Linked DNA regions of Homo sapiens: region 2 is linked to region 1. The links are chromatin loops, found by intact Hi-C in ENCODE. Cell type or tissue: OCI-LY7. All regions are shown on one strand. Each heading gives the region's core, and the rest is flanking DNA. Links, peaks and the distances in the headings are about the cores only. Region 1 overlaps LOC105373831 (a long non-coding RNA gene). Region 2 has its middle 540 kb from the start of LINC01923.

Evidence for each region. Peaks named below come from ENCODE experiments on the same cell type or tissue, not always from the same donor. Only the 100,000 strongest peaks of a DNase experiment are listed, where the experiment ranks them.
Region 2: it touches region 1 in a loop (2.6-fold over the local background); 1 of 110 quality-filtered maps calls a loop at or near these places.

What each region holds. Positions count from the first base shown.
Region 1 is chr2:198,696,402-198,706,587 of GRCh38, forward strand. The region is part of intron 1 of LOC105373831 (a long non-coding RNA gene); the gene reads right to left. Among named protein-coding and RNA genes, the nearest start is that of LINC01923, 330 kb to the left of the region's middle. In OCI-LY7, for the core only: no CTCF peak of the experiment used is centred there; DNase peaks (open chromatin) are centred at 4,100, 4,758 and 4,868; H3K4me3 peaks cover 2,208 bases; H3K27ac peaks cover 2,500 bases.
Region 2 is chr2:198,910,810-198,920,995 of GRCh38, forward strand. No RefSeq gene overlaps it. Among named protein-coding and RNA genes, the nearest start is that of LINC01923, 540 kb to the left of the region's middle. In OCI-LY7, for the core only: no CTCF peak of the experiment used is centred there; a DNase peak (open chromatin) is centred at 5,922; H3K4me3 peaks cover 330 bases; H3K27ac peaks cover 716 bases.

The DNA.
Region 1 (10,186 bases), core at 2,687-5,186:
AGACATCATCCAAAAATTTGGCCACTGAGTTCACCTCTCCAGTTACTCTTCCTGCAAGTTTTCAAAGATTATTATTTAGGAATTATTAGATCTCTCATAACACCACGCTCTGAAGGAAAGAGAGCTTAAGCTACCACCACAGCAATCACTGGCCTAGTTTCTTACCAGGTATCGCTATAAATTTTTAAATATTACTTGAGTAACTTTATTAGCTTTCTGCTTGAGAAACAACAGAATACACTTTCATTAAAGGATAGGACAAAAAATAAAAATTTTATAACGGGAAGCTGTTAATCTCAAAATCTTCTTTTTGGGCCACCACGACCTTAACAGACACAGTAAATGTCTCAGAAAACATGTAACTGGTTCACCTTTGAGAAATGACCACAGAAGAAAAGTGTCTAATAATTAAATTTTCAATAATTTTTAGAATGGCAAGTTTTGAAAATAAATTAATCTCAGGAAGAAGCATACCATGAGTTAACTGTTGTATTCTCTTAAATTTACAGAGTTGTTTTACACCTAAGTATAAATAAAATCTTATTTAATGAATACTGCTAAATAATAACATTTTAATTCTCATTGCCCAGTTCATTTTATGCACTTTTTAAGAAATCCATTTGTTTTCAATTTGATGCTTCTGTGCACTTACTCAGCAAACATGTATTGATATGCACTATGTGAATAAAGTAGTGTTTAAGGGGGCAAGTTCTATAGTTGGACTGACTGGGTTTAAATGATGGCTCTGCTGCTTACTACCTGTGAGTCCTGATGCAATTTATTTAACACCTCTGTGCTTTATTTTGGTGGTATTAGTACTTACTCCATAGGTTTGGCATAAAGTGTTAAATGAGATAACATGTAAAGCACATAACACAGCACGAGGCACATAGATAGGCAGCACTCAATAACAGTAGTATTTACCATCAAGACTGAGGTCGATAACAATGTTGATGAGGGTGACTATGTGTCAGGCATTGTAACAAGTTCATTGGAAGCTATAAAGGAGAAAGTTGTTTAATTTCAAAACACTCAAAGATATATAAATTCTGTTGCAATCATGAGTCAACTGATAAAGCAGTTGACCCCTGCTGATTGCTTAAGGGTTTGTTCCTGAGGGCCTTCTGTGCATGAGGAAGCCTAAGCAAAGGTGAGCTGCAAGGAGCTTTAAAGCACATTCCCATTTATGTCTGAGAATTGTAATCTCGGCAGCAATGTAGAGCATGTACTGAAGGGGAAAGAAAGAGGAAGCTATTAATAGTAGAATATTGGAAACCTATTAAACCATCTAAGAGAGAGGTAGTGGGGATCTGGTACACACAGAAGACATTAGAAAATAAGACCGACAGGAAGTGTACCACCTGGATCTGAAGAGTGATTTAAGGTAATTCCTAGATTTCTAGCTGGTTATATGACATTGCTCTTCAGTTAAATAGAAGAAACACAGGTATAAGGGCAAAATGTGAATTTCATTCTGCACATAGGGGTAGACATCCAATGGGAAGTGAAAAAAAAACAGGAAGTAGGAAAGACAGAGAGAGAGGGAGAGAGAGAAACCCTAAGTACTGGATGATATGTCCTTCACACACATTATCTCATTTAACATCACAATAATCCTGTATAGTCAGCATTAATATCACCATTTTCAGATGATAAAATCCAAGGTATCTGTGACTCCAAGCTGTGGTCCCAACCATGATGTTATTATTTGGTTCTGCAATAAATTTGAAACAGCTGGAAAAGTGAGTCTGACACACAGAAAAGAACTTAGTTCTAGCAATATAAATTTCCAAGTAAATGTGTAAGATTACCCAAAAATGTGGTGGAAAAAAGAGAAAAATAACTAGAAGTGGAAGCTTGAGGAACAATAGCACTTGGCAGATGAATAAAACAATAGTTGCTGATAGAAAGAGGGAGAAATGGTCAGAGAGGTAGAAGAGCAAGGGAGTGGTGTTTGGGTAGCCAAAAGGGGAGAGGAAGAGAAGATGTGGCTCAGGGGAGCAAGAGCAATTGAGATGCAGAAAAGAAAACATGCAGGAGGAAGTAGAAGTGAAACCAGGTTATATGCTATAACCTAAAGGTTATATGCTATATTCTAAAGGAATAGAAGAGGTTGAAATGGGATGCATGAATGTAGAGTACTCTTTGACAAAGTTTGGCATGAGGAGATAGAGGAAATATGAGAGGTTTTGAGAGGTCACTGGGTATAGCACAGAAAAAAAAAAAAAAAAAAGAAAAAAAAGATGAATTGACTTTCTTCATGCCAGACGCTGGCAGGGGAAGGATGGGGTCTGGCTGTTACACTGGGGTAAGGTTGGTCTGTGTGTCGAGAGGTGGTGTGGTGGGTAATGACTGCCACCTTAGAACAAGGGAAATTTTTTTTGAGTAAAAAGAGAACATTAGAGCTATGTTTTAGAATTCTTAATTCTTTCAAATTTTTAGAATTTAAAAATGTTTTGAGAAAAATGTGAGTAAAAATTAAGTCATTAAGAACACTTAAATCTCTCACTTGAAATAATCTTTGAAACAAGAAAGCATATCAAATTGTAATTATAGAATATTAAGAAAACAATTCTGTCAATAACACTGTGCATTAGGTTGATCCATATGAAATTATCATTTTTGTTATCTCAAAACTGTCAACTATTGCCAATTTTATTGGTTCAACCTAACATAGCAATGTGTAAGATTTTTTACAAGTTATACTCAGGGAAAATTTCTTAGTTTTAAATACTTTTATCGTTAAATAAGAAAGAATAAAAATTAAACTGAAAAAGCTAAAAAGATATCAAAATTAACCCTAAGTATGAGGACAAAAACCAGAATATTAATAAATAAACTTTGAAAAAATAGAAAAGGTAGAGTTTGTTAATAAAGCTAATAACTAGTTCTCTGTCTATAAAATAGACAAACCTCTGACAAGACCAATATAGGAAAAAAAGAGAAAAAAGTCAAATACATATAGTTTGGGAGTTAGGAGGATGATTTCTGAAGTTAGCCTGGGATTGAAAGGAATACAGTCATAGTGATTTATGTGAGTTTCAGCAAGGCTATCTCAACATTGAAGGATCTGCTATTATCTTTATATGTTACTCCATCAAAGGAGAAAAATGTAACCATTGTAATAAATGCCTTGGTTTTCTCATTCAAAGACAGGAAATTGATAGCATCTAGCTCTTAGTGCCGTGGTAAAGATTGAAGAATATAATGTGTACACAGCATGACACGGTGCCTGGAAAATAGTATTATTACTCTTATAATTGTAATATTTTGTTATTATTATTATAGAGAAGTAGGAAGATCTGATTAGAAATACAAAGACTTAAAAACTAACTGCTTTCTACATGAAGCTCTATTAATTTTTAAATCTCAATGAGTAAATAATTTTAATAAATTAAAATTGCCAAAGTAATAAAAAAGTAGTCATTATAGAATAAATTTCTAAGCTTATCCATAATCATCAAAAATTTGTCAAGCCAAGATGGTTTCACCAGCAAATTATTTGAAATCTTCAGGAGACAGACACTCATGGAACAATTAAACCCTGTTCTAATTGAACTGTTTTAGAATGTAAATAAAGAATAAAATCTTCAAAATTTATTTTTCAAATTTAGCCTAATTCTTACCTGAAGTCTAAAAATGACAGCATAAAAATGAAAACTATGAACCAATTTCACTTATAATAAATATAAAACTCCTAAACGAAAGTATAAGAATACTAGAAGGATTTTTTTCTAGGATTTAAAAGATGCATTGATATAAATTACACATAGAAGAAGAAAAACAAAACAAAACACACCTTTGTGGCCATATTAGCAACAGCATACCCATTTTACAAATATTTCTGTCCACTTCCTGCTTTTCCGTGGTTATTAAAATATTTCTCTATAGCTATATGGAAGCAGTCTATTGCCATTTCCTTTCTCACCCCTTTGGCTTTCTTTACCCTAGAGCTCTTTTTATCAGTGCCATGCATTTAAAATCTTTCAGTTCAGTGAAGATTAAAGGCAGAATCATAGTCAAGCCAAATGGTCTTTCCCCACAAAGGCTATGGGGCCCCAGGGCAAATCATCCCTGGTTCAATGCTTTCTATTCTTAACATTGCTGCTATAAGTGGTAAGTGAAAGCAAGTTAAAATAAAAAAAGGCAGGTGGGAGGGCAGGTGTATCAGTTTGAGTCTCCGCAGGATGCAAATGACACTAGCACACTGGATAATTTGAAGAGACTTTAACAAAGGGATTTCACATGGTGTAAACAAGTTACAATTGCATGAACAAGTTCATGAAAATGAAGAAGGAATAACAAGCCCCTGAACTTGAAGAGGTAAGAAAGGGAGTTGGATACATACTGGGTTGAATAGTGTCCCATCTCCCAAATTGATGTCCACCTGGAACCTGTGAATGTGACTTTATTTGGAAATAGGGTCTTTGCAGATATAATCAAGTTCAGATGAGATCATAATGCATTAAGGTGGACCCTAATACAATGACTGGTGTCTTTATACGAGAAGAGGGAAATTTGGACACAGATACAGGAGAGAAGGCAGAGATGAGTGATCCAACTACAAGCCAAGGAATGTCAAGGATTTGCCAGAGCCACCAGACAGTAGAACAGGCAAGAAAGAACTCTACCCAGAGTCTCAGAGAGAACATAACTCTGCTGACACCTTGATTTTGGACTTCCGGCCTCCAGAATTGTGAGAGAATAAATTTCTGTTGTCTTAAGTCACCCAGATTGTGGTATTTTGTTATGTCAGCCCTAGTAAAACTAATACAGATACCAAAGACATGGTGGAGGACAAACAGAACCTGTCCAGCGTGGCAGAGGAGTAGTGACAATGAGATGTATGCAGTGTGGGTCTAGCGTCTTCTTCAGTGTTTAGTGAGCCATCTGTCTCTCTTCTATTGACTGCCTCTTAGAAATGCTGTCCATTCAAAGCATGGCAACTCAGGCCTTCACCTTTCTGTGATATTGCTGTACCTTGACCATTGTTTTACTATTTGGACAACAGCTAGAATGGGGTGAGGGGATGGGGGGTGATATATCAGTCTGGACGATGCTCATACCTCTTCAAAAAAAGACAGAGGTGCTTTAGAATACAGCTGATATGCTGGCATGCACAAGGCAAACAAACAAATAAGCAAAAGATGCTGTATGATGAATGAAGGGAGAAAGTACAATATGGCACTGCCCATTGAGAGAATAGGAAACTCAAGCATAGTACCCAGAGCCTGAAATAGAGAGATGCCCAGCTAATTTGTGTTCAGTGCATTCATGGGTGGCTGGATGTATGAACAGATGGATGAATGAATGAAGCGCTTATATAAACACAAGAACTACTCTACTTTTTTCTAGTCCTGAACACCAATTCCATTGCAAAGTTCTGAGTAGCAAATTCACAAAATCCTATTTCACTCATAAAAGAAAGATTTTTGAACATGTTTGACTAGGAATTTTATTCTAGTACAGAACTAAAATGAACCAGAAATTACATTTTAGTCCAGAGTGAAAATGTCAGAGAATAAATTATTTTTTGATTTAGACCATTTAACTTTGAAATAATTTTAGATGTTTAAAACCATTTTACTTAATTTAAAAAATATTTTACTTTTAAAAAGCACCTTATGTTTTTTGGGTAAATGGATATTTACTTTCCAGAAGTGAATTATAATGATTAGAACTGTTGCACTTTCACTTAGTGTTTGCCTGAAAAAATGAATTGTATCAGATATTTTTGAAAATCATGGACGTGGCAATTTCCAAAGAAATGCTTAAGACCACAGAATTGTGGCATCACCCCTGGTTTGACCTATGTATTGAGAACACCCAAAGGAATAGAAAAGGTTTCCCTTGGAAGATAACTTATTTTGAACAGATCTTGGGCACCATGCCCTTTGTACTGTTTGTTTCAGTATTCTTCATCCTGCCCCTCACATGCCTGGCACATAGTAGGTGCCTGGTAAGTGTGCACTGAGTTTAATCAAACTAATTTAGTGCATAGATCTTCAGAAGAAGCTGCCTTGCTTTTACCACTGTCTCTGCTTTCAGCCTTTAAACTCAAAACTTAAAGGGCAAAACATATAAATATACGCAAAGCTACTTGTGTTTTCATTTTACTCAAGGTATTTATATCATAAGGCATTTAGAGTCATCTGCAATGCTTTCTGAGACATTTAACTAGTACTGCCTTGGTTTCTCACTAATTAAAAATCAAGTTATTAGAATATAAATCTACTGGCAACATATTTAGGCAAGCACAACACAGAGACAGTGTAAAATATAGGGAGGGGTCAGTGTTAATTTTTATGACTTTGAGACACTGAAAATAAGTTCCTCATTAAGAAAACATCTTGCTTCAAAGTGCAGTGGCTAGTCTCAGGGTCTCAAGACCCATAAAGTAATTACCCTGATGACATTTTTTTCTCTACAAAAATATCTTCCATGTTTCTGAACATCCATGAAGCAAACCTAGAGTCAAGAAACAACAAAGGGTTACCAATATTACTGTTTATTGTTGCAGTGGGCTATAGGTAAGAAACAGATGAATAATTAACAAAGAGTCCCATCCTGTTAACCAGAAAGAGTAAAAGTACTGTGCTCACTGGGGTGAGGTACAGGTTATCCTGGCCCATTCAGAGAGCTGTAATGTCTTTTATCAGGCAGTGTTATTTCACCAGCAACTCCTAAAGATCATTCTGCCTGGTCTTGATGCTATCCAAGACACAAATATGGATTCAGCTAAAATCCAGGTATATATCCAGGTTGAAATTTCCTTTCAAGTTCTAGGTCCATGCCCTTAAGGGACCCACATAAGCTGAGAAATGAGTCAAACAAAGAATAGCTACAGAGCAGTTACCAAAGAGTTTATTCCCCTCCAAAGGTGATTTTGCAGTGAGGTTCATCTCAGCCTAGGTCCTGGGGGTTTTGGACTAGGAATAGACTGGAGCTTCTAGTCTATTTATACAAGTGGAAGAATTGCATAGCTAGACTTAGAAGATAGTGTGTTAAATGTGTCTCAAGCATTTGTTTCCTTAAGAAACAGTTATTTAGCAATGACCATGTGATTCCTGGACCCTGGACCCTGGGAGTACAAAATTGGGTAAGACCATACTTCACAAAGCTCACAGTCAAGGCATATCTAGCCACTGAAATGTGATTGTCTCATTCCCAAAGGCTGGCTCAGGAGACTTGGAGAACACAGAGGAGCACCTAACTCACCTGGGCCTGGCATCACAGAGGGAGTAGTAACACTTAGGCTGCATCTTGAAAGATAAGTAGCATGTGGCAGCACAGAGGAGGGTCAAGGACATATGAAGCATAAGAAAGAGTAAATGCTGAAGCATGAAGACATGAGAATGTGCAGCATGTCAAGAAAAGAAGTGGGTAGCTCATTATGGCTGGAGCTCCAGGTGCTTTGTGGAGGAGTGAGAGGGAAGGAGCCTGGTTAGGGAAGACGAGTTCAGATGATTCCATGCGTATAACACAAAACTTGGGTTTTATATTGGAAAGGACAGGAAATATTGAATAGAATTTTGAACTAATTGAAATATATTAAGTAAGCACAAAACATAACCAGACTTGAGTTTCAGAAAAATTACTCTATTTGTGGAATATTGTCCATTTTAATACATAATACAATTAGCCAACTGGATTATGGAGCCCCATCCCTAGGTGCCATTTTTTCCTTTTGTCTTTCTCCTAATGTCCGAAATACATTCTAAGTTTAATCATTTTCTTCATTTCACTTTTCATCACCATAGTGCAAGCCATCGTCTCTTAACCTGGATTGTTGCAATAGCATCCTAACTCGCCTTTTTGATTCAGGCTTTGCTTACTTGCAATCCAGTCTCCTCAGGATAGCAAGAGTAAGCCTATTAAAAATTAAATTACATGTTATATGATGCTACTTCCCTGTTTAAAAACTCTCCAATATCTTCCTATCACTCCTAGAATAAAATGCAGACTCCTTTCAAACGCCTCCAAAGCCACATAATCTGCTGCCAGTCCACCTATCCGTCTCAGCCTATATGACACTTCACATTTTCTATGTTCTATCCTTGTGGGCTTGCTCTCTGTTCCAGCCTCATGCCCTTATTCATACTTGGAAGACTGTCTTCCCAGCCCTTCAATAGCTGGTTCATTTTCCCCATTCAAAACTCAGTTAAACGCTACAAATTCAAAATGCCTTTTTAAAAAAAGAATCCTCCCTTAATATCCGCCAGTCAGTATCACATCACTTTATTTTTTTCATTTGTAGTACTTAAAATCACCTGAAATTATCTAGTTTATTTATTTGTCTTCTTGGTTATTATTGTCTCTGAGCATCAGAACAGAAGACCCACAACAACAAGGATCTGGTCTGTATCCTCAGTACCTAGAAACCACTAGGTACATAGTTAGTCCTTGATAAATATGTGTTGATTGAATCACAACTGGATGAAAAATGAAAACAAAAATCAATTTGGAGACTTTTGAAACAACCCAGGTGAAAGATGTAAGGGTTTGAATTTAAGCAGTAGGGCTAAAGGTGGAGAGGAAGAAGTGGATCAGAGAGATGGTTGGCGGATGGAATTGATAAAACGTCATAACCAGTTGGATGTGTTGAGAGGCAAAAAGTGAGGAAAGTGGGAGGTATCCCCTTAGCACTGGAATGAGCCAGACATAAAGTGCCCTTTGGGTCTACCAGTTTAAAAGTTTGGAGCATTTCATTTTCTAAATAAAAGGATACACAGCATGTTCTGTTGAATGAGTGAAAGGATCATTCTAACAAAAGAGTTACTGCATTATTCATGTTACCTAGGAGAACTTACAAAATATGTATTAAAATTGCACTGAATGCCAGCACTGTGTAGGATATTATAAGGGATATGGCAGAAGTAAAAGATGCTGTCCCTGCCCTTTTTAAAGTTGTGGATTAAAATGAAGAATCATAAAACAATTAGAGAACAATCCAAGATAATATATTATCAATTTCGAAAATGCGTGATACACCAGAGCTTCAGGAATCATAGATCAGGCACAACATTTTAATGTAATGCTGTTCTAGGGCAGAAAATTTCATTCTGATTTCACCTCAAATCCTTTCCTATGGCCAAAAATGTTCTTAGCATAAGTGAGCTATCTTTTTGGGCTCCAAGAGGTATTGGCATTTTGAGAATTAATTCAAGAACTTTCAAAGGGGGAGTAGCACAATTCATTCTTTCAAGCAGTCAGTGGATTTAATATTTTTAGACAAGTGCCAGATTGGAACAGTTTGTTCTAATGCTCCATGGATAGCATAGGCCCAGTTTCCAACAGGACAACTTAAAAAGAAAAACAAAACAAAACACACACAAAAAAGAAGAATGAATTGAAATTGCTTTAAGAGGCATGGCCTTGGCCAGGTGCAGTAGCCCACGCCTGTAATCCCAGCACTTTGGGAGGCTGAGGCAGGTGGATCACGAAGTCAGGAGTTTGAGACCAGCCTGGCCAATATGGTGAAACACTGTCTCTACTAAAAAAAATACAAAAATTAGCTGGGCGTGGTGGTGCAAGCCTGTAGTCCCAGCTACTCAGGAGGCTGAGGCAGGAGAACTGCTTGAACCTGGGAGGCGGAGGTTGCAGTGAGCCGAGATCATGCCACTGCACTCCAGCCTGGGTGACAGAGTAAGACTTTGATTAAGAAAAAGAAAGAAAAAAAGAAAGGTGGGAGGGGGGCATGGCCTTATAGGCTGTTTTTCTCTGTAATATCTTACTTAGTTTCTCCCTACTAGACTGGAATTTCTTCCAGTATAAGCATGGTGGTACCTTCATTTCTTAAAAGATGTTTCATAGCTCAGCACAGATATCTGCTCAACGAAAATGTGATAAATGAGAAAAATACAAGCCATCAACACTAAGGAGAGTGTATAGAAGATTTCTGTTTGTTATCTTCATGTTAAAATTGAAATTCCTGGGAGTATAATTAAATAGGCAATATGATTTTTGAAGATCTCTCTGATGTTGATGGGTCTGAATGGAAATCAGGTTATTTTTCATCATCACATAATCGGTGTCAATGCAAATGGCTTACTTGAAAAGCCGCTGGATTCTTTAAAAACAATGCAGTGGAGTTGGATGAAGGCCATTACAATTGTAGAGTCATGCTATAGAAATGTACTATTTCACTTGTGTTAGCTCATTTTTTTTTGTTTCCAAGTAACCCTGT
Region 2 (10,186 bases), core at 4,492-6,991, 220 kb after region 1:
ATAGTCACCATGCCATTCAATAGTTCAATGAAACTTTTTTCTCCTGTCTAAATAAGATTTTGTGCCCTTTGCCAAACATCTCCCGTTTTCCTGTACCCTCCTCCATCACATGAGTGGGGAGCCTGAGATGGAGTGTTGAGATAGGGCCATAGGAGTAGTGTTAAAGGTGGGCTAACAATACCAGAGGCTCCAATATTGCTTCTTTCATTGTGTTTTGATAACATAATCTCAGAAAGAACCTAGAACTTAAGAGCTACGTAGAAATTTACTTACAGAACATTCCTGTTAGTTTACACAGAAGGAAATTGATCAAATCATACAAGCATTTGGACATCAATTAGGATGAGAAGCAGGACATATTAGTGATCTTTCCAGGGTACTACATTATACCCCAAGATGTACAAAGTTTCATGCTTCCATAGCAACTGGGAGTTATCTAAGACCAAAATATATCATCAATTTCCTCTCTGGAGAAGAACACTGCTTTTCATTAAATAGCCTAGAATCTCCTTTGGAAAGCAGGTAAACATAAAATTAACCTGCATTAATTGGAGGTAATGTGTTTCTTTCATTAAAATAATACCAATGACAAAATCATTTCACATGCTTTGAGAGGAATAAAATATCACTCAGGTTGCAATTATCTGTGAAGTACAGTCATTTCCTAGCCAGACCTTAAGGGAAATTGATTGTTTCTTTATGTCCTTTGTTTATACATATTTCTTAGACTTAATGGCTGACAAGTGACCATTTCATTACCATAAGATGCCTCTCTGTTTTCCAGAGCTGATTCTTCCTTTACTTTTGCTTAACAGTAGCAATAGTGTTCATAATTAGATGCACCTTGGTTTTCAATCCCAAAGTGACTTTGCAGATTGCTTCATGACAGCATCCCAGTTTCTCATTTTACTGTTAGTAAGAGACCATGCACATTTGCTGAAATGCACATCACAAATGTTTGTCCTGTTTTCACCCAGAGGTAAGTGAAAAATGTGTCTGTTTTCCCAAGCCAAGAAGAAGAGGGGAGAATCATGGCTGTGCACACCTCAGATTTATGGTCCAAGGAACTCTCACTTGCCTAGTAGTTATTTTGGTCTAGGGAAGGCCCCTGTTCATATTTCCTTCTTCCTGGACCTACACCAATTTGAGCAGCTATCAATCCACAGAATAGAAGGTACTCAGGAATTTTTTTTAATGTCACAATGGTTAATAGCATGGATATGGAAACAAAACAAGCTTAGTTTGAATCCTAGCCTATGTAACTTCGTGTGAAGTATTTTACTTTGTGTATCCCAGTAACCTCATCTTTAAAAATCGAGATATTAATTGTTCCTACCTCATCAGCTTCTTGTGATAATTAAATCAAGTAAAATTTAATTACAAGTAAAATAAATATTAACTTACATTTAGTTTTTTGCTTAGGACAGTGTATATCACATAGTAAAAACACAAAGCAAATTAGCTATTAGTATTGGTTCTTGTCATTCATAGGCTTTCTTTCACCACTCTAGATACCCATGGTTACATGCCTTGTCCTCAATGTGGTTTCATGGTTTTACAACCTCCAGGACCATGTACCACCTCTAAGCTGTAGATACAGGGAATAATATCCTGGAAAGAAAAACAGCTGTCTGTTATTAGTGGAGAACAGGATAGACCTCTGCTGCTCCCTCCCAGAAATTAGAAAAAAAGCATGGCATTCTTCGTTATCCAAAAAGCATGGTGAAACACAAGCAGGAGCACTTAATAGCAACAGTAAACATGTACCTAGCTGACAGGTGCTTGTCTAAGAATTTGACTCACTATTACACTATAAGGCTGGTAGTATTAGCATCCACATTTTACAGAGAGAAAGGGGCAAAGCATCTTACTCAGGGTCACAAAGCTGAAAATTGAGACAGCCACAATTGCTTATTTTTATTTTTATTTTTTGAGGCAGGTTCTTGCTCTGTTATCCAGGCTGGAGTGCAGCAGTGGATAACTCACTGCAGCTTCCAACTCCTGGGCCCAAGTGATCCTCCCACCTCAGCCTCCCCAGTAGCTAGGAATATAGGCACACACCATCATGCCTGGCTAATTTTTTATTTTTTGTAGGGATGGGACCTCATTATGTTGCCCAGGCTGTTCTTGAATTCCTGGCCTCAAGCAATCCTCACACATTGGACTCCCAAAGTGCTAGGATTACAGATGTGAGCCACCATGCCTGGCCCTGAGAGCCAGGATTTGAACCTGGGTATCTCAGGTTCATAGTCTGGCTCTTTATCACTCTATTATATAGTCTTTCATTGTAAACATTCTCCAAGTAAGCCTGAGATAATCTGCTACAAAAGAATAGTCATGAATATAAGAGGCATATAAATTTTTATGTACCATATAGGAGGTTTTCACAAGGACATCTAACCTTCTCAGTGGAGAGAGTTATTTATAGAATATTTATTGAAGCCCTACTATGTACTAGGAACTATCCTAAAGACTGGGAATAAAATAATTAAGGACATCGCCTATTCCCTCATAGAGCTGACATGCTCCTGGGGAAGAGAAACACTAATCAAGTAAACAAAGTAATTTCAAAAATATAATAAAAACATGTAAGAGGTTATAAAGTGAATAGAAATTGTAATTCTATGCTAGAATGGTAAAAGAGATATGTTTGATTATAATTACTTGAGAGGAAAAGTAGATAAAACCCATAATGAAAGACCCCCACCATTTCTACCTTGTCCCTCCCTTTTCAGGGGACCAGAGTTTAAGCCTGTCCCCATATGAGCCATTGATACCTGAGTCACCTAGACCCAGCCCATTAAACCCTTCTGTAAGTGCACCAGTAACTGTAGGTAGAAAAATGCAGCTGACACTCACAGCCTGAAGTGATGACATTTATAAGACCCTAGTCAGCAATGATGGGGTTATAGACTTAATAAGTTCAACAGGGAGATGACAGTGGGTGATGGGGAGGAAGGGAGGGATAATAGATGAATTGGTGACAAAGAGAAAAGGCTTCAGAAAGAAAATCATAAAAAGAGGAACTGAGAGGCCAATATGAGGCAATTGTCAAAAGCCTGGGGAGAATTGTTGACAAATCATAGTCTGTGTTTCTTCAAGTGTGATTCAGGCTCCCTGGGGGTTCCCAAGACACTTTCAGGAAGTCTGTAAGGGCAAAGCTATTTTTATAGTAACATTAAGATGTCATTTGGTTTTTGTTTTTTTTTCACTCTTATTCTCTCTCAGGTATGTAGACTCATTGGTAAGGTTTCAGATTCTATATTGCAACTAACCTTTAGGAAACTTGTTGAGTTTTGGTGTAGTATCAAAGCAGTATATCCAGTTATCTGAGTGGTCTAAGTTATTGTTAATCCATTCAAGGTGCTATAATAGAATACCGTGGCTGGGTAGCTTATAAACAATAGAATTTATTTGTCACAGTTTTGGAGGCTGGGGAGTAGAAGATCAAGGTGGCGCAGACTTGGTGTCTGGTGAAAGCCCTCTTCTGGAAGCTGTGTTCTCACATGGTGGAAAGGGGTGAAGGAGGCCTCTGGGGTCTCTTTTATAGGAGAACTAATACCACATAGGGGAACTAATTATCTACCAAAAGACTTAGCTCCTAATACCATCATACTGGGGGTAAGGCTTTCAACATACACTTGTACATCTCAAATATGAGGATCTGAAATTGAAAATGCTCCAAAATCTGAGATTTTTGAGTGTTAACATAATGCTCAAAGGAAATGCTCATTGGAGCATTTCAGATTTCATATTTTCAGATTTGGGACGCTCAACCAGTAAGTATAGTACAAATATTCCAAAATAAAAAGAAAACCTGAAATCTGAAACAATTCTGGGTCCAAGTGTTTTGGATAAGGGATGTTCAACCTGTATAAATTCTGAGGAGACACACTCAGTCTACTGAACTTACTAAAACACACCTCCCTATTCTAACTACATAACTTTGTGAGTCTAGATTTTTCTCTCTTTAACAACCAAAATAACATTTTAACAAATTGAATATAGGAGCAGATATGAGGTTCTAGTTGTCTCCTCTTAAGTCAGACATTAAAGGGATTTACAAAAATGTAAAATAATGACTTTCTTATTAGTAAATTTTTATTTGGAATACAGTTGTTTTTCATTAAAAATGTTATCTATGTTAATATATAATAGAATTATTATTTTAAAATAAATACATATTTTAAATATTTCTCAGTTTTAATCTACTGTAATAAATATTGAGAGGTATGAGTCACATAAACAAAATCTCTTAAGGGTCCTCAATAATTTCTTAAGAGTTTTAAGGGACCCTAAGTTTGAGAACTGCTTATTTAGACAATTTGCTTCCAACTTTGTTCAATATGAGAAAGTTAGGAAGCTAGAAAGTATATAATCTTTGGAGCAATTGCTCAGTCTCTTTCATTAAAAATCTGCTTAAACCATGTGACAGATTGCATTGTCCCAAAATGGCCACATCAATAATTTTGGTCCCACAAAATTCTCAGAGTTTGAATATTCCTCCAAGTAAGAGGTACTTTCTAGTTCCCTCACCTAATTTGGGCCACGCTTAGTGGCTCATTTGCAATTTGTGTACTGTAGCAGAGGCAGTGCTGTATGCCTTCCAAGGGTGAGTCTAAAAATAATACAAATTAAACCCAGCTCTCTATCAGGACATGTGTTTTGAGAGATTAGAGTCCACAGTTAAGAAGCCCAGGTACTCCAAAGATGCCATCCTGGAGAGATTATTTTGAGGTGATCACATAAAGGTAGAGAGAGTTGCCTGTGGCTCCCTACCTATTCCATATTCCAACTGCTACAGTCCTCTCAGCATCAACCTCCAGACACAAGAGTAACTAAACTTCAGATGATCCAAACCATCATCCTTTAAGCCACCTCAACTGACCCAAGATTAAGCAGAGAGGAGCTATCCCCAACAAGTCTTACCCAAATTGTGGATTGATGAGCAGAATAAATATTGCCATTGTTTCAAAACACTAATGTTTGGAGTTATTCATTACACAGCAATAGTAACTGGAGCAAATACTCTCTTCAGGGCATTAGGATTTGTCTCAGGAAAAGGTGGAGTATATTATACCCACAACAGATAGTGAATGGGTATTCACTTATCCTGTGATCATCCTCATTAAAGACCATGGAAAGAAAATAACTTCATCCCAGAGACAACTACACAGAGGAAGAAACAATGAAGTCTAGTCCTCACCTTCCCCATCTCAAGAAGATCACTAGAAGTTTACCATACAAAACAAAAGAAGGAACACGTCAAATTCAGTTACAGAACCAATGAAGATTATCTGATGGAAGAAAAGGAGAAAAGAGAAAGGTAAACTAGTACAAAGATTAATTATTTTAATAAACAGTATACAAGTTATACATATATTACTTTATATTTTGTATTAATTATATTATATAATAATTAATTATATTATATTAATAGCCAACTATACAGGGAAGATATTATTCCTCTTTTGCAGGTAAGAGAACATGTGATACTCAGGGCTGTTAGGCAATTTGCCTGAAGTCGCACAGCTACAGCTCATACTCAGGTCTGTCAGATTCCAAGCCTTACAGGAAGCTGTTTTCTTCCATCTGGAACTCTGGATTTTTCTGCTACATTAAAATAAATGCATCTCTCTCTTTCAAACATAATAATAATTCTGCAAGTGTTCATGCTCTAAGCTAAGATATGGGAATAGAAAATATAACAAACTTTAAAGGTAACATTTCTGCTTCTCTCTCGGGAGAAAACTGTCTTTGTGGTACCATATGAAGCCCTGGCTAACGGCAGGTGTCATTAGGGACAGGATGGAATGAGGAGGACGTTAACAATTTACTATAAATGATTTTTCAATTGAAGAAAAACAGGAAATATGCCAGAAGGCTGTGGATCAGAGGTCAACACCTGCTCCTCCCTGTGCGTGTCCACAGACTCTGACATCTCATCTGCTGGGAAATCAGAAGTACCAAGCTGCCAGCCAAGCCAGGGAGCACTAGAGCCTTTCTGCCAGTGTCTGCCAGGTCTTAGCCTCCCTAATGCCACTCAGTGGTATCATGCTCCTTGAAACGACTCACATACCTCCTTGCTTTGTGGCAAAATGAAGGCCAAGTGCAACTTTATCCGGGAAGCAGATGCCTTGATGTTTCTGGTACTTGTCATAAGTGACATATGTATTACTTCATTTGCAAATGAGCACTCACAGGAGTCTTTGGGAATGGAGGAGAGGAGTGTCCTTTGGTAAAATGCTTCAATATTCAGCAAATTTTGAGTACTTACTGTGTCTAGGAGCTGTTATTTATTGATGAGAATTGGCTTAGGATTCTACTTTCTAGTGGATGATTTTTTTTAATCCAAATTTCTAGATGAACAACAAGCATTCTAATTGTCTCCATAAGCCTGCAATAGAGAATTCTCTCATCCTACATTCATTATTAAGAAATCCTTCCTGCTTCCATAAACTCAAGGACTTACGTCCTGTACCACTCTTCCTAAATAGAAATTAAAACCTAAGGCCATGAACTTGAAGACATATATCTGGTTTCTATACTGCTGTGAATTTTTTGAGCCTCAATCCCTCTCTAACTTTGAGGAAGCTCTATTTCTCATTACAATGGATTTCTCCATCTTGATCTTGAGCTTAATTTATTTTTAATTTTTTTAATCATGTAATATTTAATTATTATTTAAATCATTTTATTAATCATTTTTAAAGGGACATTAGCTCAGGCTGCTCCAAGGAGGAGGATATATGAAAACACGCTGTACCTTTCATTTTTTTACAACTTTACAGTAAATCTAAAATTAGTTTTTCAAAATTAAAAGTTAAAAACATTCAAATTGCCATTCTTCTGGATTTTACAGTCTATAAGAAAAGATCATAGGCTTTGGGATTAAGCAATCTCAAACCTGATTCCATCTGTTATTAGTTATGTGACTTAAGGCAAGTCACTTAACTTTGTTGAGCCCCATTTTTTTTTGTTGAATAGACAACCTAGCACATGGGTCTATCACAAGTTAAAAGTAGGCAAGATGTAATAAAATAGAGTTCATTTATCATTTCCTCCATCTCTGTACTTTATTCAAAAAAGTTGATAAATTAAAAATTACTGCTAAATTTGCATATTCTCTTATTAATAGTTGTTTACTGAGCTTAGAAATATGCATTATCTGACTGGGTAGTCTAAAGCAATCAAGCACGATTAAAGAAAGGGTTGTTCAGCTGGTTATCAGATAATTCTGAAGCCAGGTGTTGCACATGATCCTTACTTGGAGCCATCTGATCCATTGCCACATAGTTCATTGTCAAGCCAATTTCACCAGCTTGACATATATATGCTGTTAATCATAAAGAAGATCAAGTGAAAGAAAGTAGTGATTGCCATCATTAATGGAATAAAACCAGCACTAAAGTCAGGGCACATAGTAAATTTTTAACAATCTTGTTTGAGATTTCAACTGTTGGATGATCAGATCTTGAGACTGTTTAACACTTGGCGTATCTGTGAGTTTATTGTTCATTTGCTCAGTGTTTTCCATGATGGTATGGAGCTAGATAGGCTTGAAATTGAGGGTAAAAAGAATCAGTTCAGGAAATAAAGTAAATGACTCAAATTTCACTTTATGATCTAAGACTGGTTCTCCAACTTCATCGTGCATCAGAATTAACTAGAGAGCTTGTTAAAACATGTTGCTGGGGCCTATCCCCAGAGCTTTCAATTCAGTAGGTAGAGTAAGGCTTAAAATATGCATTTCCAACAAGTTCCCAGGTGATGCTGATGTTGCTGGTCTGAAGATCACACTTTGAGAAGCACTAATCTAAGAGACTAGGTCATGGGAACAAAAGCATTACAGGAAATCATAAGTTAATGTCAAATACTGACCCAGTGCTCAATTAAGGATGCAAGAAGTCAGGACAACAAATGCGAGGCTGGACAGGAGGGACTGTTACCAGGGCCATCACACAACTATGAGCATGCTGATTCCTCTTAGGAAAATTCTCAGAGGGGCTACAGAGGATTGGGTTCTGATTACACAGAGGTAACCCTACCAGGCTATTTAAATGCATAGGCCAGCACATTAAATTTTACTTATTTTTTGTGAAAGCAGGACACAATTCCTTTTGTACTTGTTAAGGCATTACAGAAAAAAATATTTTGAAATATATTCATTTCTGTTGCTGCTGTAATAAATTATCGTAAGAATGACTTAATACAAAGTATTATAGTTCTATAGGTCAAATATCTGATACAAGTCTCACTGGGCTATATAAAATCAAGATGTTAGCAGGGCTGCATGCTGATCTTGAGGCTTTCAGAAAGAATCTGTTTCCTTGCCTTTTCCAGCTTCTAGAGGCCACCCACATTATTTTGCTCCTGGCCCCCTTTCTCCATTTTGAAAGCTGTCGATGTCACATCTCTCTGACTCTTCTTTTGTCACCACATATCTTCCTAACTAGAATGGGAGGTCCTCTACTTTTATGGTGTAGTGTGATTAGATTGGGCCCACCTACATATTCCAGGATAATCTCTCAATCTCAAAATCCATACCCTTATTCACATCTGCAAAGTCCCTTTTGCCATGTCAGGTGACATATTCACAGGTTCTGGGGAATGGAACATGAATGTCTTAGAGGGTCATTATTCTGCCCACCACACATAATAACCAATGTCATTTGTTTTTACTATGGAGAAGCCGAAATTTTTTGTACTGCTACAAAAAAATCTATTTTAAAAAAAACAAACATCAACGACAGCAAAAACAACCCAATGGTGCAGAGTTCTGCTTCTGGCATGACGGCATGAGGAATTCTATGGACACATTCCCATGCAAAACTGGTGAAAATTATAAAAGGACAAAACTTAAAGTCTCTTGAAATGGTCCTGGGTCATGGAGGAAGTGAAAAAACATTTACTCAAGAAAATCTATTATAGCTTTTAAAGGTAAGAGTATGTAGTCTTTGAACAAGGTTCCACTCCATCTCTCCTATCTTTTAGCTCAACCAGATAGAAAATCCACTCCAGACAGGTGCAGCCAAAAGCACAGGTTCTCTCTCCCTACATCTCCCAGTCAGAGGACTATTTTCCTAAGCAAGAAAGGTCATTGTCATTGTTCTGGCATATAGGATGGTGTACCTATACCAAGAGAGGATACTTAAAAAGATTTCAGGCTATTGCCCCACACTCCACTGAGTATGCAGCGCCTAAAGAGGAGATATCACTTGGAAAGAAAGGTGTCTTTGCTTCTACTTCTAGCTCCAGAGCTCTGGCTGGGAGATTTGGAGTGGGGATAGAAACAGGCCTTAAGGCAGACAGCTCCTAATCTCTTCCCAGAGAAACTGACTTCATTTGAAATGGAATATGTGGAAGTTTAAGCCTTAGTGTGCTCTCAAAAACTGTGGAGATTCTCAACTCAATGAAATGGAAACTTCACTCCAGACTGACGCAGCCAAGAATATGGCTTTCTTTCCCTTCAGGTACCAGCCAGTGGTCTATCATCCTTACAGGATTTCAGCGTTTCTCATCCTGCCCTCAGCTACCTGCTGCTGAGGCTAAGTTCCAGGCAAGTACGACTGAGAGATAGGGGTGCCCTTTTTCTGCCAAGCCCCCACTGATGGTATCAAGGCTTTATCTTGGACACAGTGCCACTGAGAATACCAGGGACCTGGCCCATAAGGCAGTAATTTCACACCAGAAGAGGCAAGCCAAGAAGAACTGAGGCTACTGCCTACTCTGTCACTGAACCTCAGTTCCTAAAGTAGGGATGCCACTCAAAGAGAATTATACCCTATCTCCAACCCCAACTCCAGATCCACAGCTCAGAAATTTTGCTTGGGAATAGGGGAGGGAGTTGATAACCTGAGAAAAAGAAAGCTGGGAGGAGCCTGCCAGGGGTCAGACATAAACAAATCTCTAACACTGACCTATGCAACTACTCCTTCTAGGCAGCCCAATTTGATTAGATTAGTATGTGGACCAATTTAGGCCCCAGGCTACTGTTGGAAAAAATACATCAATCATCTGGCAATTGAATAGAGGTTAACAGCTGCATGTAGTTAGTTAGAGAATCAATCAAAGAGAGACCTGCCAAAACCACCATCATCCTAGAGTGTGATGGTCATACCTTTGCCACATCCTGCTGAGGAGCAACACCAGAGGCTTAACACTGCTAGGAAAATAAATTTTACTA